Linked DNA regions of Mus musculus: regions 2 and 3 are each linked to region 1. Evidence: chromatin loops called from intact Hi-C (ENCODE). Cell type or tissue: heart. All regions are shown on one strand. Links, peaks and the distances in the headings refer to the core of each region. The heading gives the core; the rest is flanking DNA.

What was found. Hi-C counts contacts between places; a loop is a spot of excess contacts. Peaks named below come from ENCODE experiments on the same cell type or tissue, not always from the same donor. Only the 100,000 strongest peaks of a DNase experiment are listed, where the experiment ranks them.
Region 2: a loop joins it to region 1, with 5 times the contacts of the local background. A loop is called at or near these places in 36 of 42 quality-filtered maps.
Region 3: it touches region 1 in a loop (5-fold over the local background); 35 of 42 quality-filtered maps call a loop at or near these places.

What each region holds. Positions count from the first base shown.
Region 1 is chr8:77,415,771-77,423,620 of GRCm38, reverse strand. It overlaps Arhgap10 (Rho GTPase activating protein 10), which reads left to right. Exons shown (of 23, transcript NM_030113.2): 6 at 2,874-2,984; 7 at 3,445-3,549. Among named protein-coding and RNA genes, the nearest start is that of 0610038B21Rik, 97 kb to the left of the region's middle. In heart, for the core only: a CTCF peak has its summit at 3,682 (motif pointing left); a DNase peak (open chromatin) is centred at 3,740; H3K27ac peaks cover 215 bases.
Region 2 is chr8:77,522,104-77,529,953 of GRCm38, reverse strand. No RefSeq gene overlaps it. Among named protein-coding and RNA genes, the nearest start is that of Arhgap10, 8.1 kb to the right of the region's middle. In heart, for the core only: a CTCF peak has its summit at 4,843 (motif pointing right); DNase peaks (open chromatin) are centred at 5,483 and 5,723; H3K27ac peaks cover 497 bases.
Region 3 is chr8:77,531,868-77,539,717 of GRCm38, reverse strand. No RefSeq gene overlaps it. Among named protein-coding and RNA genes, the nearest start is that of Prmt9, 14 kb to the left of the region's middle. In heart, for the core only: a CTCF peak has its summit at 4,514; no DNase peak of the experiment used is centred there.

The sequences.
Region 1 (7,850 bases), core at 2,212-4,711:
TATATTTATCATAAACCTTTAAAGCACCAGAGCTGGGCAGATACTACCCAGAATCTATGCTGTTTATTATGACTACGTCCCTGCCAGTAACCCTGCGATATGATTTGCCATGGCTGGCTGGGCAGCTCTTACTCTGATTGGTCAGTTCTCATGATCCCTTATCCCACAGTATCTTCTCTCCCCTGTGGTCCTCTCCTCAGACCCCCAACCCCCGGAACCCACCTCTCCTGCCCAGCAGCTAAAGGAGCAAGGTTTCCTAGCAGCACCTGGATGCCATAAGGGTCTCCTCGTCCCTGGGGCAGCCAGGGCCAGTATTTAGCATTACAATGCATAACAGATCAGAGCTCCTTCCAGCTCTCTGTCCACACGGCCTCCTCTTCTGGCTTATTGTTCTTACGCTTCCTAGGTAGTGTTGCATGGCTCCCTTCAGTGACCGTATGCCCTCTGAAGGCTACAGTTCAGAGTCCTCTATCCATTCTGCCTAGAATAGTGCTGTCAGAGCGAGAACCACAAACAGGATGTGTGCACAGTGAGGTATGGCTTTGGCAGTGTCATCAGTCTCAGAGATGAGTAAACTGCAAGTCCTGAGCTTGAAGAGGCGCTGAAGACGGCACTTCCAGTTTCATTTCTGTTTTGCTCTCTCTACTCTTCACAGTCGTACAGATGCCCACTTGAAAACAGCTCTCTTGTTCATCATGTAGACCCTAAAGAGCGCAGAGACTTGTAAGCCATTCTGCCCTCTTGTTGATACGAGGAGAGTAGGGCTGTTGCAGCAGCGTGCCTGGTGTTGATACGAGGAGAGTAGGGCTGTTGCAGCAGCGTGCCTGGTGTTGATACGAGGAGAGTAGGGCTGTTGCAGCATGCCTGGTGTTGGTCATTTTTGTATCTCTCCTCGAAGCTGCTGCTCCCGCCTTGTGGGTCTCAGACACAAGGACCTTCACCTCCACCCACCACCCACGTTCCTGAGTTCTAGACAGCCTCTGTACTACAACACATACTGGCTCTGGGAGAAGATTACATCCTTCTTGGTTTTTAATGCTTGTTTTCCCCCAGGAGACAAAGGATACTATTTCAGTTTAAATATCACTAAAGAAATAATATTTTAGTAATATTGCATGAGATTGATCTCCTGTCTTCTGCATGTATAGAATTACAATTGGATTATAATACACAGTTGTTTATTCATTCATTCATTCATTCAGCTTTTGCTTACTGTGTGTGCAAGCTCATTTTGTATTGTTATAAAACTCCTATGGATGGAGAGTTTATAAACAAAACAGATTTATTTAGCTCATAGTTCTGGAGAGCTGAGAGTATGACATTGGCGTCTGCTTGGCTTTGATGGGGTCCTCACTGTGGTCATGTGCTTCATGTGACAGTGTTTATGTAAGAGATTCAGGGGAGGTACCAGGCTTCTTAACACAATGTAGTCTCGTGGGAATTCGTCCACTTCCATGAGATCTTAATCCCTCCAACAGTAGTGCCTCCATGACCCCGGAGCAGGCCTCGTTTCTTGAAGATTCCATCACCCCCAAGAATGACGTGTCAGAGGCCAGGCTTTACAGGGCATATGTAGGCCATGTCCAAATCGTAACATGGCGGGAAAAGTTAGTGCATTGTAGACTCGAATCGTTCTGTGCTCCTATGTACACTTGGAATATTGTGGCGAGCTCACTGTGAGCTCGGGAATCTGGAGAGGGAATCATACAGTGGAGGGCCCAGCCGCTCTGGCTGCTCAGAACGTTCAGATGCAAGGTGCTCAGCAGAGTGAGGGCAAGTCATACCGAGGACACGTGAGGGCATGACTCTCCGCTCTGCAGGCAGTGATGCCTCATGAGCGTCACGTGAGCCAACCACTGCTTTCAACTCCACAGTTTAACTGCTCAGCGGGATTAAGGGTTTTGGCTTTGGGTTATACTGTTGGTAGGTGAATAATGAGACACAAAACGTCATGGCTTTTAGGTAGAAGCTCTTATTTTGCTCACTTGACATTTAAACTTTATGTTACTCAAAGACTTTCAATTAAAAGTACCAGACAAATACTACACTTGTTTTTATAAACTTCTGAAAATGTGTTGGAAAATATTTATCTTCTTCCAGTTTATTTTAGCCATTCGAATATTGCGCAGGCATTGGCTAACTGCTTTACCTGGCTGTGTAGCCGTTCCCCACCAGTCTCCAGACCTTTGTGCCTAGCCAAGCAGAAGCCCTGACTGGGAAGCCGTGACTTCCCCTGGGCTCCCAGCCCTACCGTCCGTCCTTCTGTCATTCTGCTGGTCTGTCGTAGCTCCCTCATGTGTAGGAGTTTCTCTTTTTATGTCTGATGTGCATTGCCTTTCATCTGAGAGCCTAAGAGTCCATCCATGTGTGCCATACCGGGATCTGCTTCCTTTTTTTTTTTTAAAGCCACGATCTTGCTGTGTAGTCCAGTCTAGCCCTGGACATGTCCTCCTGCCGTAGCTTCCCAAGTGCTGGCGTTATAGCTGTTCATGTTACCCAATATGATTTGTCCCCTTTTGTTATATTTCATCGTGTGTAGTGTGTGTGCGCCTGTGTGTGGATGCGTGCGCGTGTGTGTGTGTGTGTGTGCAGGTGGTGTCGACGGGGCTTTTGACTGTTCCAGGAAGAAGTGTTTTCCTTAATCTTCAGTCTTTGAGGGTCATCAAGCTCTTCTCTAGAGTTTGGGAAGACTTTTCTGTATGTCCTTGTAGCAGTGGCTCTGTCCTGCTGTGGCAGGAGAGTAACAATGAGTAAGACATGAGTTCTAACACAAGTTTATAAAAGCCCCGCACCACGGCCAGCACCAGGCCATTGACCTCCAGCTTGATAGCTCCCTGCCGTGGGGTCAACTCACAGTGCTTGTTTTAACACAGGCCGACCTCCAAGTGGAGCAGAACCGGCAGCATTTCTACGAGCTCTCGCTTGAATATGTGTGCAAGCTCCAGGAAATCCAAGAAAGAAAGAAGTTCGAGTTTGTGGAGCCTGTGAGTAGCAGGACACTCGTTGCTGTGGATCCTTGTGAAAACACTAAGGGAGACCTCACAGGTTGTCAAGGGTGGACACAGCTAGGGAAAGTCTAGAGAAACATCTAAACCGTTGGGAGGCCCTGTTGGCACAGCTTCCTCCTCACCCCAGTGAGGGGCACAGCCCCCCCGCCATACCGTGACCCCTGTCCCCACTCTGTTACAGGCATGGCGATAGACCTTTATGTGGGTGCTAGGGAATTTGAACTCACAACTTGTTCATAATTTTCTGTACAGACCACCTATTTACAGTTATTTAATTTCTAGTGACTTCTTTGGAACTACTTTCATTTCAGGACGTGACAGACAGGGAGGTGGTTGGGTGCTCCGGATGGCAGTGCTCTGGATGGTGGTTTTGATGCAGGCGTTGCTTGCTTCCTTCCTTGCATGCACTAACTAACGCTCCTCTCCTTTGTCATAGATGCTGTCCTTCTTTCAGGGAATGTTCACTTTCTATCATCAAGGCCACGAGCTTTCCAAAGACTTCAATCACTACAAGATGGAACTACAAATCAACATTCAGAATGTAAGGAAAGGAAAGCCTTCTGGTATTTAAAAGATGTTTGGGGTGCAGCTCTTTTTCTACTCTGGTCTCAAAATCTTATTAAGACCAGGCTGGTATACTGAGAAAGTGGGGATGTGTTGCCATCTAGTGGTCAACTTTGGTGTAACACATGGCTCTGAAGCTGATGAGGCTCCAGGAATTCTGCCCTTTGGAGGCCCTTCCTTGGCTCTCTGGGGCAAATTCTTGGGGTAAACTTGGTTATGTTAGCTCTGAGTTGTTGTGTAACAACCCGCTATCCTGGCCTTCCACCTGGCGTTCCTGACTGACCGTCAGTCATGGTTTTTCATTCCCCAGACTGGCTTATGGAATTTCTCCGTCCCTACATTTTGGGCATGCTCTCTGATGTATCTGTGTCCACAGCTGCCAGTTTTCCTTGCTGTCCTTTGTTCAACCTGATGATGAAAAATGACGTTTGGAGATTCCTACTATGATTGCTATGATTGCTTTAGGCTGAGATGGCTCAGTGGGTAAAGTGTTTGCCGTGTGACCCTGAGTTCGAATCCCAGGACCCATGCAAAGCCAATTGGCGAACTGTGCCATAATCTCAGGGGAGGAGAAAAGGACTCTCAGGGGCTCAGTTGGCCTGTGAGTGCGACACTAACAACCAGAGACACGCCTCATGTGTTCCAGTCCACTTCAACATTGTTCCGATGGTAGGGGACTTACTTTTTCTGTACGTGTGGTTTATGTGCAGGCCAGAGGCTGCTCACTTCTGTCTCTCTCAGTTGCCTCTCTCAGTTGCCTGATCTTCTGAGACACAGTCTCTCATTGAATGGGAGGCTCACCAATTGTGTGGGCTGGTTGGTTAGAGAGCTCCAGTCTCACCCGTCCCACCATCCTGTGATCTCTGCCCCTACAGTGTTACAGACATGGGGATAGATCTTTATGTAGGTGCTAGGGAATTCAAACTCACAGCTCTATATTTGCATGGCAGACATTTCTTCAGCCCACTAGAAAGTTTAATGAAATGAATTATTTTTCAGAGTAACTTGTAGGCTATAAAACAACTTGTGAAGAGAGACTAGTTGAGAAGATTATAGACTGATCCCCATTCCCAACTGGTATATAATTATAGAATTAACCTTTTTTTTTTTTCTTAGACCAGGGGTTCTCTACTTTGCTAGTGCAGTTCCTCACATTGTAGTGACCTGAAACATAAAATTATTTCCTTTGCTACTTCATAACTGTAATTGTGCTACTGTTATGAGTCCTAATGCAAATATCTGTGTTTTCTGATGGTCTTAGGCAACCCTGTGAAAGGGCCCTTTGACCCCTGGAGTGGTGGCCTATAGGCTGAGAACCGCTGTTCTAGACTTTATTTGTCAACTTCAGGGCTGACCAGATGAGAACCCCAGTTAGGCCTGATGTATGTATTATGGGACTCGTGTAAAATGAGAACAGAACCCCACATTAAAAACAATGAAGACTTTCAAGATGGTGGGTATTGATACTCAGTGTGGTGTTTCTTGCTTGTCATCCCAGTGGGAGGTGGAGGCAGGAGGATCAGGAGTTCAAGGCTATGTAGTGATTTTGAGAGCAGCCTGAGCCACATGCGATGCTCTCTCAGGCCTTCCCTCCTGTTATATCATAGGACATTAAGCCTGTCCTGAGACCCTGTGTCACAGGCCCTGTGTGACAGTACAGCCTCCTGCCAGGGAAGCCATCTCGATTTAGCCCAGGCTCTGGAATGACACAGGAACCCAGCATCTCCTGGGGCTCTGGTCAGCCGTCCTCACATTCCTTCCTTTTATAATGTACCTGTGGCAAAGAGGGACTCCAGGGACTGAGCCATGTCGAGCGAGGCATGAGATGCTGGTGAGCAAAACCCGCAGAGGGGAGATATATTTACTTATTATGCCTTGGTAATACGTGGTGAGCTGAGAGCTTGCACGGCTGACAGCAACACCCGTCCTTTATTGTGAGTAGAGTGGGCAAGGACTTTCTGGAGAGGAAACATTTTTTCCTATATATTTTGGAATTCAGAGATATGTATTCATCAGGAATTGCCCCAAATCCTCTCTCTATTCTAGCTACCTTATAAATATCCCTCAGTTTTATTCTGCTCTCTGAGGCTTCTTGGGTGTCACTCATTTGGAAGTTGTTCTTTTGCCCTCATTTTCAGGACCATGGGTGTGTGTGTGCGTGTGCCCTCACGTGTGCACGCTTGCATGTGTGTGTTGCACGTGCCTCCCCCTGGCTGCTGCTGTAGAGCACGAGTGTGAGCCCCACGCTCCTGCCTTGTCTCTGCTTTCAGCCACCTTCTCCACTTCAGCCACGCGCCATAGGCTCTCCCTCGAAAGGACCGTCATTACTTCTTTTTTTCGGCTATTCATCTTATTCTCTCTCTCTCTTTTTTTTTTCATCTTATTCTCTTGTGGTTTTTAATTTTTTTTAAATAAGGGCAGATACTGACTGTATAAAGCCACACATTTCTGAAAGAAAACCCTGGTTATATTTTATTTTTTAATACCAACCACACTGAAATGATAAAACTGAATTTTAAGGTTAGATATCTTTATGACATTATAGTTAATTTTGTCAGCTGTTTAGAATTTTATTACAGTAAAATAATTAAATTTAAAATGACTCTTATGCTCAGAAAGAGAGGTAATCTTATTTAAAAATGAAAGCAAGCTATTTCCAGCCCCATCTGGCTATGCCTTTTATATTGTAAAAATGGCTGGGCTTTCCTTAAGGGATTTGCTTTTTACCCATTTTTCTGTAATCTGGAGTAATAAATAGAAAGCAAGAAAGTAGCAAGATGGCTTTTAGAAAGAGTGTTTTTTCCCCAAAGGAAAGGAAATTGTATCAAAATGAAAGGATATTTTAGAAAGCTCGCTTTGCACTTTTGTGACGCCATCCTAGAAGTCCTGGCAGAGAAAGCAGGAGGGGTGTCGGGATTATCAGGAAGCCTCCAGGTGATAGATGAAGTAGGTAAGAGTGTGGGGTCTCCTGTTTAACTATAGAAGAATAACAACGACTCCTTTCCCTGTGCTCGTTACTGTGATAAATGACTTCCTCCACCGGGAGCAGACAGCTGTCCTAACATCTGTGACACTGGGGTGCAGGGAGGTCACTTCCTTCTCTCAGACCCTCCAGAGGACGCTTGCTCACAGACCTGTGCTGCTTAGTCTCAGATTTCACAAGTTCTTAATTGGTAAGCCTGGGATTTGGCACTACTGGCAAACCTTGTCTCTGACTCCAGGAGTCTGAGGAGTCCAGAGATTCTCATTTGCTGTGTTTTGGAGTCTTAAGGCCTGATCAGTGATTCTCCTGGATCTGCCAGCCCACTCTTTCTTTTCCTCCTCATCCTCCATATGTATAGAACTCTTGAGAGGATATGAGGTTTTAGTGAGGTCCGCCTGCCTGTCTGTCTGTCCGTCCGCCTGCCCGCCCGCCTGCCAGTCTGTCTGTCTTGGGAACTATACTTTTCTGGTTTTGTTTGTTTCTGTAAGGTGAAATCCTCTCATGCTGTCTCCTCTGCCTTCTTTTGTTCTGAGTGATGTCATGGCTGAGATGGATAAACCTTACTGAGTTAAGGTGGTCGACACTTGGAATCCTCCCCCACCCCTGCTTTGCCCCTCCCTTCCAAGGCTTATTTGAGGGCGTCTTAGTTCTATTATGATGACCAAGGTAACTTATAGACAAAAGAGCTTATTTGGGCTCTTATTTGGGTTCCTGAAAGTTGGCGTCTCTGATGGCATAGCAGAGGTGGCAGGCGTAGCAGCTGGAGCATAGCAGAGCTGAGGGTTTGTATCCTGAACTAGAAACACAAAGCCAAGAGCACGGAGCTCAGAACTGCATCAGGCTTTGTAACCTCCAAGCCCTGGGACACACTTCATCAGGCAAGGCCACACCTCCTAATCCTCCCAAACACCTGGGTAGTGTGCTCGCCCCCCCCCCCCCCCCCCCCTTAGCCTTATCCAGACATTCTGATTAAAGGCATCTGACTCCCATCTTGGAGCCTCAGTGGACTCTGGCTGTAAGGCAAGGCTTACCATAGGCTGGTTTTCTTGACAGTGTTCCCAAACAAGAGGTGGGAAGCACACTCCCATTGCTGTGCTCCTGGCATCAGATGACACTGGCCAGCATCTGTCATATTTTTTTTTTTTTTGAGATGTTTTACTGCCTGTCACAATTTAATTTATTATTTTATTTGCAGTGCTGATTAAACCCACAGTCATCATGTATGGCAAAGCAAACTGTATATCCTGAGCTATACCTCTAACCTCAGGTACCATTGGAAGTTATTTGATTCAGTT
Region 2 (7,850 bases), core at 3,303-5,802, 110 kb before region 1:
GACTGAGTTACATTCCAAAGAGACCCAGTATAAGCAAAGGAAGGCTGAGAACTGGGGGACATTTTAACAAGGTGAACAGAGACTACGTGCCAGGCACGTTCCGTGTGCTTTCTCCTGTTGCTTTTTTGTTGGTTTGTTTTTTGAGACAGGGTTTCCCTGTGTAGCCCTGGCTGTCCTGGAACTCATTTTGTAGACCTTGAACTCAGAGATCCACCTGCCTCTGCCTCCCAAGTGCTGGGATTAAAGGTGTGTGCCACCACGCCTGGCTTCCTTTGCTTTTAGATTCATCCATTTAATCTTTTATGAGGAAGTGCAAATCTTCCGCCCCCACCACCCCCCAGATAGGGTTCCTTTATGTAGCCTTGGCTGTCTTGGAACTCTGTAGACCAAGCTAGCCTGGAACTCCTGCCTCTGCCTCCTGTGCTGGAACTAAACTCATGAACCTTCACACCCAGTTTGAGATTGTTTACATGGTCCAGGTTGACCTTGACTTCATGAGATCCACCTACCTCTGCCTCTCAAGTGCTGGGACTAAAGTTATATCATATACTACCATACCTGGTAGTGTATACCTTTATTTCTATTTATTTATTCTTTCTATTTAAATTGTGTGTGTGCCACATGTGTGCACATGGAGGCCAAGAGTGTCAACCCCCTGAAGCTGGAGTTACGATTGCTGTGAGTCACCTCATGTAGTTGATAGGACCTGAAATCAGGTCCCCTATAGAAGCAGAAAGTGCTCTCAACCACTGTAACACCTCTCTGGCCTTTTTGATGATCTTTAAAAATATAAATGGAACGTTCCCCAGAATTTCTAACATTTTATTTTATTTTATTTTATTTTATTTTATTTTAGAGACAGGGTTTCTCTGTGTAGCCCTGGCTGTCCTGGATCTCTCTCTGTAGACCAGGCTGGCCTCAAACTCACATATCCACCTGTCTCTGCCCCCTGAGTACTGGGATTAAAGGTGTCTGCTACCACTGTCCTGCTAATTTTTTTAAACGTATGTAACTTACATAAAAATAATTTTCTTAAGTGGTGTTTTTTTCAGAATAGAGCTACACAGAGAAAATGTCTCAAAACAACAACAAAAACCAAACCAAACCAACAAAATTTTAAGTGTTTCAAAGTTACATCTCTAACAACATATTCTAGGAAAAAATATTAAGGAGACTGAAAAATGTTTATGTTCAAAATAAGAGAACAGGGGAGCTTATTTCTAGTTCTATATCCTCTCCTTCCCTTTCTGCTCCTCCTCTTCCTCCTCTTCTCCCTCCTCCTCTTCCTCCTTTTTCTCTTGGCAGTTCTGTACTCCCTGCCTCGCACAAGCTAAGCAAGCACCCTGGCGCTGAGATGCCCATAAGGCCCTATATTTCCTTAAGACATCATTATTTGCTTTCCGGTGGGTTTTCCTCAACAACAGGCATCATGGGCCAGCAAGATGTGCAAGCCTGACTGATATCCTGAGTTTGATTCCAGTGACTTCAAGTAAAGAATAAACTAATGACTCTGACCTCCACGTGTGTGCCATATCACATGCATGTGTGTGTGCATAGGCAATATATGAAATGTAAACAATTTTTTTTTAAAAAAAGGAGATTGCTACCACTCTTACTAGCTCATTCTATAATATCTGCAGAATTCAATGGGGTAGTTTCTAGGGCTATGTATCACCTTTCAACAGACATGTGTATGACATAGGAAGGGTAGAAAGTACTGTACTAAACTATCACAGAAAATTAATTCAAATTGTCCCTCTGGGCTGGGGAGATGGCTCAGTGGGTAAAAAGAGCACCTGACTGCTCTTCTGAAGGTCATTAGTTCAAATCCCAGCAACCACATGGTGGCTCAAAACCATCCGTAAGGAGATCTGACACCCTTTTCTGGAGTGTCTGAAGACAGCTACAGTGTACTTACATATAATAAATAAATAAATCTTTAAAAAAATTGTCCCTCTGGTACCAAGGGCATTTTAAAAAACAAACAAACATGGGAAAGACACAGATGAGTAGGTTTCCAGTGTGCCTTCAACTTTCCCCTCTACCTTGGGGAAAAGATGATATGAAAGGGGAGGTAGGAAGGAAGAATTTCCAAAATGCTTTTTTAGGCAGATTAAGTTCTGAAGCAAGGACATGGAAATGATATCACCCTTACCAACAGTGCTCCTTACAGAGTCTTTCAGCAACACAGGAGTTCTGGTAGCTCAGGTTGGTCATGGAAGGAAAACAGACATCAACATAAACTGCAATGACTACAGAAGTATTCCTCTACCGCACCCAGGAGCTGATTGCAGGTGTGAGTGTTACCGAAGGACCAGAGAGCAGCATGGCCCTCAAGTGACAGTATCAGGAACGAGAATCCAGAATGAGTTTACAGGTATGGAAAATGAAAAAACAAGACAACAAAACAAGCAAACAAACAAACAAAACAAAAATCCCAACAGTGACCAGAAAGTATGCCGCCAAGGTCATTTTTGTTTGTTTGCTTGTTTTATTTTGAAACAGTGTTTCTCTGTGTAGCCTTGGCTATTTTAGAGCTAGCTTTGTAGACCAGGCTGGCCTCTAAGTCACAGAAATCACCTGCCTCTGCCTCCTGAGTGCTGAGAATAAAGGTATATGCCACCACCATATCCACAAAACAAATTTTACTCATACTGTACGGACACACTAGCTGAGAAAACGGATCCTGGTGGAAATGAGGCTGCTGTTGGGAAGTGGGAAGGAAGTGGAGTGCACAGCAGATGCCGGTTAAGGTCACAGCATGAAAAAGAGTGAGGAGATTAGGGGAAAGATGCTATAATGCTAAACAAAACCAACCAAACAACCAAACCAGAAAGGAGTGCCAGGGCCATAACTAACAGAAACACTTCTGGGGGGACAGGATCTCTATGTAGACCAGGCTGTCTCAGAACTCAGAGAGATTCTTTTGTTCTGCCTCCCAAGTGCTGGGATTAAAGGTGTGGGGACCACCATGAATGGCCTCTTCTTAGCTGTTCTCTTCTCATTAACCTCCTTTAAGTGGAAGAGAGTCAAGAGGAATGGTCAGAAGGAAGCTTAAACTCAAGAAATGAAAGAAACAGAAGATCTGTGCTAAAAACAAAAATAAAGACACAAAACAACTTTGCTATTTTGAGTTTGGTTCTGGACCTGGACAAATGGCATCCTAAAGTACTTAAACAACTTGGGTTGCAGTCATGTAATAACATCCATAAGTTCAGGAAACATTTTTTGGACAAAATGTCTGTCTCAATTTATCAAGAATTACTGCTGTCAAAGTAACCTTACATAAATATAGGTTATAAAAACTTAACAAATTCAACACTTAAGAAGTCGGCACTCAGTCAACTTTAGGTCTGCTCCTCAGGGACGTCTCTTTCACTAGCATTATACAGGGATACTTCCATATCATTAAATATTTTCCTACATTGTAATTTAAAATATCTCCATAGCACTCAGTTACATGACTATATACTAAGTCACGTGACTGGTCCATTGCGGTCAAGTTCAGTCTTTAAAGCTTTGGCTTTAAAAAAATCATTCTGAGACTCAGGCACGGCAAGACACACCTGACCTGCACACTCCTGAGGCTACCGCCGCAGGGGGATTTCAAGCTGCAGGCCGGCATCTGCTCCAGCGTGACAGCTGTCTCAAAACCAAGAGCAGCTGCCAAGTGTCGGAGTCTCACTGTAATTATGATCATTTTTACAATTTTTTTTGCTTGCTTTTATTTTTCAAGATGGGGTTTCTCTGTGTGGCCCTGACTGTCCTGGAACTCACTGTGTAGACCAAGCTGGCATCAAAAAAATCACAAAAATCCACCAGCCTCTGCCTCCTGAGTGTCGGGATTAAAGGTGTGTGTCATCATTGCCAGGATATATACATATATATTTTTTTAATTAGAAAATTTCTCAGATGAATGAGCCAGAGAATGCAAGTCTTCATGTCAACATCACCCAAGTATTTCCAGTATGTTTTCGCAACGTATGACTATTTTCCCCTGCTCTGACTGCTACTATATTTCATCGGAAGCTTAAAAAAAAAGTGATAAAGTAGATGGAACACACCATTTGTCATTTGAAATACATTCCAGTACAGAACTCTTGAAGGCAGTAAATAGAATCATCATGTTGGGCAGTCACCACCATTTCCAGTTCTAGAACTTTCCACTGTCCCAATCTGGAACTCCATGTCCACAAAATAAAGAAAGAAATTCCATTCTTCTTCTAGTTTTCCAAGCTCCTCATTGGCTCCTGCTCCTCAGGGACGTCTCTTTCACAGTCTTTGTTTTAGAAACATTTGTTTTTATTTATGGTGTGTGTGTGGTGTGTGTGTGTATGTGTGTGTGTGTATGTGTGTGCGTGGCGTGCCAGCAGAGGCCACAAGAAGGCTCTGGAACCACTGGAGCTGTACTTGCAGGACACTGAATCACCTGATATTGGAGCTGAGCCTTAACTTAGGTCCTTTGTGAGAGCAGCCACAGCTCTTAACTGCTGAGCTATCTCTCCAGCTGTTTTGGAATTTTGGAGACAAGGTTTTCTGTAGCTTAGGCTTGCTATATAGCTGAGGTCACCCCTGGAGTGCTGGGACTGTCGGGATGGGACACTATGTGTGGCCTTCGTGCTGTTCTTGGAAGTATATGGTGTGTTCCTTGGTTCTCAGAAGGGTGGGCATACAGAGTGCAGTCATTCTTGGTTGTTTTCAGTCATCTGTGCCAACTCCGTACATGTGGCTCATACTGCTGGGTAAGTTGGAAAGCACACTCAGGTCCAGCAAACCTTCCCAAGCTTGGTCTCGCTATATTTATGTTATATAACACTTGTATGCAATACCCTTGGAAGTCCAGAAGAGGGTGTTGGATGTCCTGGGTTTAGAGTTCCAGATGGTTGTGAACCACTGTGTGGATTCTGAGACTCAAACCTTGGTCCACTGAAAGAGCAGCCAAGACTGTTAACTGCTGAGCCATCTCTCCAGTTCCCAAATCTTCACTATGACCATTATAGAAACATTTCATTTCAAAATGAAAACTCCATGGGAAAAATGATAAAGAATACATCTTATACAGCAGGTCAGCTCCAGGTAAAGGATGGGTCAAGCTTGGTTACTTACAGTGAAGTGGCCTTGGCCAGGGACAGCCAAATCCTGGCTTCTTTAGTAGACCCTCTAGGCTACTAGGTTCTCTCTCCAGGATATTGATAGACCGTTGCTGTATTTTGCTCTATTTATAGCAAGATAACCAACTGCAAATATTTGACGTGTTCCCTGAAGGTACTGAATATCTACTAACTACACATTGGCTGCAAGAAAAGAAAATGTAAATTCTGGCACTAAAGCAGAAAAAGCCATTGTGTTCAGTCTTGAGGTGTTAAAGAAGCCTGCCGAACAGAGCCTGCTGGCAAGGAGAGGCAGGTAGCCTGGGAAGAGGCAAGCAGCCTGGGAAGAGGCAGGTCTATTTCAACACGCTTGGCTGGAGTACGTGACCTTCGCCTCTCTGTCAGTGTTTTCCTAGGTTCAGAAGTCAAAGTCTTGGGAAGTCAGGGCTGGTTGCTAAGGTTAAGTCACACGCCTGGACCTTGGCTGTGGCAGGACCCAGAGGAAGACTTAGAGCTAAAGTGTCTGGAGAGCTGGATCCTCTAGCTGGAAGCGGGAATTTTACTGATACTGTATGGACATGCTAGCTGAGAGAACGGATCCTGGTGGAAACAAAGCTGCTGTTGGGCAGTGGAGTGCACAGCAGATGCTGGCACCTACCGGCACCTCAGAGACAAGAATGGAAAGCTACAGGGATCGGGCTCAAGAGCCTCGAGCTCGAGAGTGTTGGCCCTGCGAGCTGGTTTAGTGCTTTCCAAATGATAAGTGGTGGCTGTCACTTCCTCCCGTCTTTCTCCTCCTCCTGTCTTTTCCTCTTCCTCTTCCACCTCTTCTTCGCCCCTTTATGTTTCCCCTTAACTATACACACTAACATTTCTTTAGATAAATTGCAGATCGGAAGTTAATGATTCTCTGCATGGCTGAAGGGTAAGAGGACGCATGCTCATAGCTTTTTGTTTTCCATTTTACTGAAGTGCCAATAGACTCTCTGAACGAGCCTTTGATTGCTGTAGGTTGATTTTCCAGGAGCTAGATATTTGCCCAATTGAAAGTCACACTGTGGAAACCTCTCTAGGTCATACCAGGGGCACTTTGGGTGCTGAGCAAAACATTCTTGGCAGATAACTTCTTTTTCCTTTCTCACACAAATATGTATATAACCTTAGTTATATAATGTACATATTGTTACATATACGTGTTGTTAATATCTGGGCAAAACAAATGCCAAGGTCACTTCTTAGGCTAGTTCTTCCACATGTCCCAGGAAAGAGGGCAGCATTTGCCTGGGGGGGGGGGAGGGGTGGTGTCTGTGGGCATTCAGGAATGCCTGCTGATTTATTTAGACAGACATTTTTATGACCTGTCTAGCGAGTGCCCTCTCTTACCTGCCAAGTCTCTCTAAAAGCTCAGGATGGGTGGAGAAGCAATAACTATAGTAATGACAGGGACTCCGCCTGGGGAAGGCACTAGCAGTTCCATGACCTACATCTCCTTCAGCCACGTTCTTCTAGCTCCAAACTTGAATAGGTCCGAGTACCAGATTTTTTTCAGAGGATATGAATTTAATGTGGGTGGAGTGAGAAAAGCCGGCTCCCCCACGCCGCTCACCTCCCCACTACTCCTCTCTGCTTCATTAGGAGTGGTCACTTTTTAGCCAGGCTGCCAGGCTGGTACAGCAAGCATCAGTGTGCTGCTTACCCACGCGCTAGCTTATTCCGTCTGGCTCAAGTGTACAGCTGGAACTTCCAGACTGGGGACTTTGCAGTGCTATAATGGCTTGCCTACTCTTTGTCCTTAGTATCTGCTGGCTTGATGTTACAAGGTTAGTGCAATAGTAGAATTTTCTCAGGGTTCCAAGCTCTTTTAAGCTGTAATGTCTGGGAGCTCGGGGGAAAAGCAGTCTCTTGCTAGATATACTATGGATGTCAGAAACCTATGCTCCACATCCTTGTGGAGAGCAAAGAGCTTGGTGTGAGCATGTGGGATGTACCATGCTCTATTGACCCCATCTCAGCCCACCGTGCTCCAGCCACATGGCCCTTTCCAAAGCTGAGTCCCCTCTCTGAGTGTTTCTCTCCACATGATATCTGCATTTCAGCCTGCTAACCCTAATCCTTCAGGTCTCTCCCTCTCCCTCTCCCTCTCCCTCTCCCTCTCCCTCTCCCTCTCCCTCTCTCTCTCTCTCTCTCTCTCTCTCTCACACACACACACACACACACACACACACACTGATATCTCAGCCCAGTCCAAGGTCCTCTTGGTAGCACCGTGTCCAGTGTCCCACTGTGGCTCAGACTTTCCCCTTAGCATTTGCACTTTTGGGGTCCTTTGCTAGATACTTCTGTGTGCTGAAGGTTCCTGGTCCATGAAGGAGGGGGTCATGCTGGTTTGGCTCAGTGTTGTCATCAAGAACTCTCACAGAATCTGAGTTGGGGGGGGGGGGTCACAGTAACTTCTGGCAGCAAGAGCAGCAACAGTTCACGTCTCCCGTCACTCGGTGTAGCCACTGCAATCCTGGAGGGTGCAGAGATTTGGGAGTGACTCAAAATAGCACTAACCGAGCATAATGCTCTCAGCACATAATCTTTCTCAGCACATAATCTTTCTCAAGCTGAGGCCACAAACTCTAATAAATGTAGATGTAGTGAGTATACCAAACATATTTGGACAGTAATTCAGTGGTAAGTTGACTTTTAAGCAAAGGAACATTATAGATTTTTTTTTTTAATTTGAGACAGGGTTTCTCTGTGTAGTCCTGGAAC
Region 3 (7,850 bases), core at 3,303-5,802, 120 kb before region 1:
AGTGTTCACTAGCCAGTCCTTTGTTATTATAACAGAATACTGGAGGTAGCTAACAGAAGAGAGGTTTATTTAGCTCACAGTTTTGAAGGTTCAAGGGCATGGTATATTTCTTTCATTTAGAAAAGATTATTTGAAACTGGTTTCATCTCGGTAAATAATGTGTAGACAATTCAGTGCCATCTCAAGCAACAGGACTGTGCTGGTTGAATGAGAATGGCCCTCATAGACTCATATATTTGAATGCTTGGTCAACAGAGATGGCACTATTTGACAGTAATAGGAGTGTGGCCTTTTTGGAGGAAGTGTGTCTCTTGGGAAGGCCTTTGAAGCCTAGAAAGCCCAAGCCAGGCCCCCCCCCCCCCCCCCCCCCCCCCCCCCGTCTCCCTCTCTTTCTGCTACCTGCAGATCCAGATAGGGAATTCTCAGCTTCTTCTTCAGCATTTTGTCTGCCTGCCTGCTTGCCATGCTCCTTCCATGAGGATAATGGATCGAACCTCTGAAATTGTAAGAAGCCCCAACTAATGCTTTTCTTTTATAAGAGCTGCCTTGGTCAAGGTGTTTCTTCATAGTGCTAGAACACCGGCTAAAACAATGGCTAAGGAATATGTGATTTTGACATAGCTTCAGAAGTCACCTCATCAACTACTCTGCTAAAGGAAATAGGAGGAACAAAAGGAATTTGTTATGCTTAATTGCTATTTTAGAACTCTCTTTCTTGGCCCCATGAAGTTCAGAATCAAGTAATGTGTTTAAGGACATTGGGAAGAGATAGAAAGCCCAGATGGGCCAGGCGGTGGTGGCGCACGCCTTTAATCCCAGCACTCGGGAGGCAGAGGCAGGCGGATTTCTGAATTCGAGGCCAGCCTGGTCTACAAAGTGAGTTCCAGGACAGCCAGAGCTATACAGAGAAACCCTGTCTCGAAAACCAAAAAAAAAAAAAAAGCCCAGATGGAAGAGGGAAAGACATTATTTTTCATCTTAGCTTACCAGGGACCCCCTGAGTGAACCACGTGGAGCTGGGATAGATGCAAAAAGCAAGAGGAATTTATTGTTCCAGTGCACTGGGGTCGCCTCAGACCTGAAGGAGAAGCAATGACCCTCAGCACCAGTTTGGGGAGTTTTTATATAGTTTCCAGGGGCAGAACAGAGCATCAGCAACTAGGCACAACATGATTGGCAGAACAGTGCACCCTTTAAACTGATTGGTCTTTAGGGAATGAGGTGACAAGGACTTCCCTTATCTGAAGGTGAGCAGTTCTGGAATGTGTCCCAGCCCTGTGGTCTGAGAAATGCTAATTAGCCTCTCCCTACCAGAGGGGTGAGTGTTTCATGACCTTCCCAAAGTCCCTGAGCTGACCTTTTCAGCATAGCCACTTGTAAGTTGCTAATGTCCTAATAAATGCCCCCCAGCCATGCTTACAGAGAGTAATCTTTTTTTAAATATTTATTTATTATTATATCTAAGTACACTGTAGCTGTCTTCAGACGCACCAGGAGAGGGCATCTCATTACGGATGTTTGTGAGCCACCATGTGGTTGCTGGGATTTGAACTCAGGACCTTTGGAAGAGCAGTCGGTGCTCTTAACCACTGAGCCATCTCTCCAGCCCCAGAAAGCAATCTTAATCAAACTCAGTGTATCATTAAAAAAAAAAAAAAAAGGCAGGCTGGAGAGATGGCTCATCAATAAAAAGTACTGACTGCTCTTCTGAAGATACTGAATTCAAATCCCAACACCCACATGGTGCCTCACAACCATCTGTAATGAGATCTGATGCCCTCTTCTGGGGTGTCTGAAGATAGCTACAGTGTACTTACATATAATAAATAAATCTTTGGGCCCCGGAGGGAGCGGGGCTGGAGAGGGAAGAAAAAGTGTCTGAAGAAGACAGCTACAAGGTACTTACATATAAAAATTAAAAAAAAAAAAAAGACATCCAAGTAGAAGTAGTTGGAAAGAAAAGGTTCCGTGGACATGGGAGCGGGATGGGAAGAAAGGTTCCGTGGACATGGGAGCGGGATGGGAAGAAAAGATTCCGTGGACATGGGAGCGGGATGGGAAGAAAAGGTTCCGTGGACATGGGAGTGGGATGGGAAGAAAGGTTCCGTGGACATGGGAGCGGGATGAGAAGGAAAGGTTCTGTGGACATGGGAGCGGGATGGGAAGTAGTGGTGGCGGATGAGTATGATTAAAACACATTATCTGCGTTATGAAACTGTCAACAACTAATTAAAAGAATTTCCAGATGACTCTTTGTAGCTCACGGAAAGGTAATAAGAGATGTTATTTAATAGCAAAGCTTTGTCCTTCTTTGTGGTATGTAATAACCATATATGGTATCTGAAATTTGTATGTTGTGTTCAGATATATAGTCAAATTAACTTCAAGTGATTGCATGGGTATTCAGATACTGATTGAGTAAGATATTAAAATGGTATGAATGTACAAGTAGACCTGTATTATCTAAAATGTAAACAGGAAAGACACAGTGATGCTTTGATAACACATTGTGGGGGGTGTGGTAGTGAACCTATGGAGGGAAACGTGGAATGGAGAGTGCAATGCCATGGCCGGGCCTGTGCCTGTTCTGGGCCTGCGCCTGCTCTGGGAATCCTGATCCAACTATACAAGCGGAGATCTAAAGTGGCCCTGACAAACTGGTGAGACAGAACAATGGACCCGAGCTCAGGGCAATCGCTGCTTCCTCTGTCTTCAAGGAAATTCCCCCTAGGCAATCAACCCCTCCCCCACTCCCTACCTACCTACCTACCTACCTACCTACCTACCTACCTACCTAGTTACCTCAAGCAAATTAGATTCAATCCGACAGCACAGCAAGTGTTAATCCCCCGGTTTGGCCCTCTGCGCGCGTGCGCTCTCTCTCTCTCTCTCTCTCTCTCTCTCTCTCTCTCTCTCTCTCTCTCTCTCTCTGGTTTTTGTTTGTTTGTTTGTTTTGTTTTGTTTTGTTTTGTTTTTTCGAGACAGGGTTTCTCTGTATAGCTCTGGCTGTCCTGGAACTCACTTTGTTGACCAGCTGGCCTCGAACTCAGAAATCTGCCTACCTCTGCCTCTGCCTCCCAAATGCTGGGATTAAAGGCGTGGGCCACCACCAGCCGGCACAGAACTGCTCTCATATTGGCTGAGAGGTTGCATATAAGTCTTTTGTATTGAACAATAAAGTTAGATCTGCAGCCTGATGCGGTTTCTGGATTCTGAAATCTCTGGGTTCCGGCTCCGCTTCCGCCCCATTTCCGGGTCCCAGTCCTAACAGTACATCATATCTACTTCTCTAAAAGTAGTAAATACGATCAAGTGTGAGGAGTAACTGATTTGGAAACCTTTGCTCAGGATCAGCCTCATATTCTGCATATAGGAGAAGTAGTTTGTTGTCACATAGAATTTTAAAACAAGGAGCACTCAGGGGTGAACAGAACGGAATTAGCAACTTTAGCGCGTGGTTAGCAGTATCTCCTTGTGCTGGTGAGGAGTACAGAGCACTGCAGCCAGGATTCATGCTAATGCGCCCGTTTAACCCCTCATCACTCTGTCCATCTGTCCACCCGTGCGGATGTGAATCAATGAAAATAAGTAATGCCCAGGCTTGTAGTTAAGATGGTGTTAATGTTAGTATTCTGTCTGGACTCCACCCCCACAGTTCCAGGCAGCAGCCACGCATGCTCCTCCCCACCGTTACCTGGCAATAGCCAGGTAGGCATAGCCCTATAAAAGGGGCTGCTTGCTGCCTCCTCTCTCTCCTACTCCTGCTTCTCTCCCTTGCCTCTTGCACCCTTGCTCCCCCCCCCCCCACTCTCCATTCCCTTCCTCCTTACTCTACGTGGTCATGGCCGGGGGGCCCCCCACTTCTCTACTCTCTCCTTTCTGCCTTTCTCTGCTTCTGCTATTCTCTTAACTCCCCTCCCCAGGCCCTGAATAAGCTCTCTTCTATACTATACCGGTGTGTGTCTGGTCCCTCATGGGGAAGGGATGCCTTGGCATGGGTCTGCTGAGGCACCCCTGCTAGAGCATGTTCTTATAGCTCTTTCTCTTTTTATGATCGCAACAGTTAACCTATCAGAGCCTCTGAGATACTTTCTAGGGACTTTCAGAGATCTAAGGACCACATTTTGAGAACTGCTAACTTGCTTTGTCCCAACACTACTGTTGCTTTTCTCACAGACAGGCTCTGTTGAGCAGATTCAAGGATGCACCAGGACTCAGTCTAAGCCCATGAAACTATGGGTCCCTGCTTTTAGAAGTAAGTGGATAAGGCCTGGTACAGCACTGTATAATAATGAAGCTGAGACAAGAGACTAGGGATGCCCCAGCAGGCAAGACTGCTTCTGGCACTCCTGGCCTCCTGGCGGGCTCCAGCCCAAGCCATTGGCATCTTGTATGGAAGTGTTCCGCAAACAGTAGGGTATGTGTCATCCCTGTACTTTACCCATCCAATGCCAAATCCTGCCCTTGTGACAACAGAAAATGCCCTGCACATTTCTCAGTGCCCACCAGAGGGCCTGTACTGCCCTGTCTCACACCTGATAAGCAGTAGGATTCACCATGGAGATCAGGATTTTAGAGTTTATGGTTAGACACCCTTATCATAGATCGGATCAGTAGCATTGGATCAATAGCATTCATTACTTCTGGATAGCGGGTGATAAGCAAAGACCCGACAATTATATTTCTCAGTGAAATGCTACACTTGGGGCTGGCAAAATGACTCAGTAGACAAAGGACCTTGCTGCCAGCCCTGGGGACTTGATTTCAATACTTGGGCCTCACGGTGGAGTGCATTATCTCTGGTACTTTGTCTCTGACTTCTCCATGCGTGTGTTGTCTCTGACCCCCAAATGCATGCATCACTACACTTCACCCCCACAAACAAATAAGTGAGTAGACAAATAAGTTGTGAAAAGATAATGTTAAGCTCAAAGGTGCAGCTGAGGGCTTTTTATAATTAGGACCACATTTGTTTTTGTGTTGAGAGAGATAATGGAGAGGTTCTTATTTTGTTTTGTTGGCAACAGTTACAACACAAACCTAAGGCTTGCAGTTAGAGGTTTTTGTGGTTGTCAGCAAAAGGAGATAAAGGCTCAACTTGCTGCAGTAAGAAAGAGAATCCAAGGTCACGTGACTAGAACTTAGTCGCGCACGAAAGGGTAGCACCCCTGCCTATGCTCCCGAGTCAGCTGAAACCTTAGTCAGCTCCACTGGGGACTGAAAAGACTACCCAACAACTGAGGCAAGTGCCTGGGACAACCTCCACCCTGCGGGACATTCCATTCCCAAGTGTCATTTATCTGACACAAAGTAATGGAGAGACAGGTGGCAGATGGGAGTGGCCTACAGCCAGGAAGAGACCAGCAGACTAGATGCAGACCTTGGGGAGTGAGGAAAGGGGCTGACCACCAAAAGCTAAAGGGACCGGCCCGCTCTTTAGTCCATCTCCGGTAGTGACAATAGCTAGTGGCCTCTCCTCCTTAGCTGAGTCCGTTACATTTTCAGGAAGTGCACAGCTGCTATCTGTAGACTGTTCAGCATGTATGGAGTTAATTAATGTGTGTAGTTTGAATGTGCACATGTTGACAAACCAGGGTACATTGTTTTGGTTTGGTTTTTTTCTTTGTTTTGTCTCTTTGTAGCTCTGGCTATCCTGAACTCCTATGTAGACCAGGATGGCCTTGAACTCAAAGAGATCTGCCTCTGCCTCTCTGCCTGTGTGATAGAATTAAGGTGTGCACCACCATGCCCAGTTTCAAGTGTCCATTTTAATATCGTGCAATTAGAAATACTCTAAAGTAGCCCCTAATAAGACAGAGACTGAATGAAGACTGCCCTTAGAGATGGTCAAGGTACTTTAAGATACGATCTACGCTTGTATGTGCGCATGTGCACATATGTACCTGTGCTTGAGTCTGAGAGAGAGAGAGAGAGAATAGAATGGTTTTCTTTTTATTCATACTCTTAATACACATATTACAGATTTGTGTTTGTTTTAACGTGTTTGTCATTGATAGTCACGTTTAAATGTGATACACATATACATATCTTTGGAGATGAACTAATTTAATTCTGGTGAGATTTTTTTTTTTTAAAGATGATGAGGTTGGGGGAGGAGGTATGGCTATGTAGTCCAGGTGGCCTGACCCTCCTAAATCTTAGATATTTGTTTTTTAGGTTTGTTGTGGGAGATATTAAAAAATGAACCCAAGCCGGGTGTGGTGGCGCACACCTTTAATCCCAGCACTCGGGAGGCAGAGGCAGACGGATTTCTGAGTTCGAGGCCAGCCTGGTCTACAGAGTGAGTTCCAGGACAGCCAGGGCTACACAGGGAAACCCTGTCTCAAAAAAAAAAAAAAAAAATGAACCCACCAACTCTCTGCGCTGGACCACAGGGCACCCAACAGGCCATCTCTCTGGCTGGGGCCCCTGAGTTCCTCTCACTACCTCACACCCCGCAGTCAGCCCACATATCATAATACCCAGTACCCCGGTAGAATCAAGCAAGACTCTTAATGCTTAGTTAACCAATCAGATTTATGTATCAATAATATCACAATTTATGAGATGCCAATACAATAATTTCAGAGGCAATTGATAATGATAGAAGCTTTATCGCAATATTTCTAACCTTGTGAAATCATAGCTACTTGAGCCTGGAAAAGACCCCCCCCCCCCCCCCCCCCCGGTACACATCTGCAGCCATCTTAGTTCTCCTCCTACTCTGAGATGCTCTCTGTCTCTGCAATGCTTAGCTCCACCTCCCTTCCCCTCCCCCCCCCCCCCCCCACGGTCCACTCTCGGGGCCTCTTCCGCACTAAGGTAATTGGATTGGGAAAATCCTGAAACATAGGTTGGTAATTTTTACTTTGCTCTTCTGTTCTTAGAAAGAAATAAAGCCGTTGCCTCCCACCCTATTTTGTACTCAACACCAAAGCAGTCCGTAAAAGACAAAACAAGAGCATCAGAAACACGTACACACGGGAGAGTCTGAAGCTGTCAGAGGCACGCCTGCAGATCGTCCATCTGTTCTAAAGACTTTTCAGTAAATTCTGTTTAATGTTACAAACAGGCAACATGGCTGTGTTCTAGTGCACTTCTAGTTTTGCAGCCAAAGTCCCGCAAATGTCAGGCTCTTGTTATCAAGTGTGCGGTCATTTAATCTCCTTGCCCGTGTCAAAACTAAATGGCAGGAACAAAGGCTTCACAACCTAGCTGTCTGGTCTCGCACCTGGAACCTTCCACCGTTCACATTTGTCACCTGATTCATGAAAACAAAACAACACCCCCAAACAAGACCTGCAAGCTGTTTCCCAAGTGATTCTGAGCAGCTTTGCAGTTTATTCCACTCCTTGGGAACTTTGTATTCTGCTGCTTATGTAATTTTTCAGAAAACATAAGCTGGTACCGCAGAAAATGCTTGTGCTTTCAAGTGCAAAAGTCAGCCAGAGGTGGTGGTGCACTCTTTTGATTCCAGCATTTGAGAAGCAGAGTCAGGTTGATCTCTGTGAGTTCCGGGCCAGCCTGGTCTACAGAGTGAGTTCTAGGACAGCCAGGGCTACACAGAGAAACCCTGTTGCAAACCTCAAAACCCTGACTCTAAAACAAACAAACAAAAATAGATAAAATTAAAACAAAACAGAAACAGGGATTTCTTTGCCTTCGCTGTTTTGGGTGTTGGGGGGTAGGGGTCTCCCAATGTTTCTCAGGTGCCATCCTCTTGTCTCAGCATCCACAGTAGCTGGGATTACAACCATATGCCCCCATTCTGGCTCCTCCTCAGACTTCTTTTTTTTTTTTTTTTTTTTTTTTAAGATTTATTTATTTATTATATGTAAGTACACTGTAGC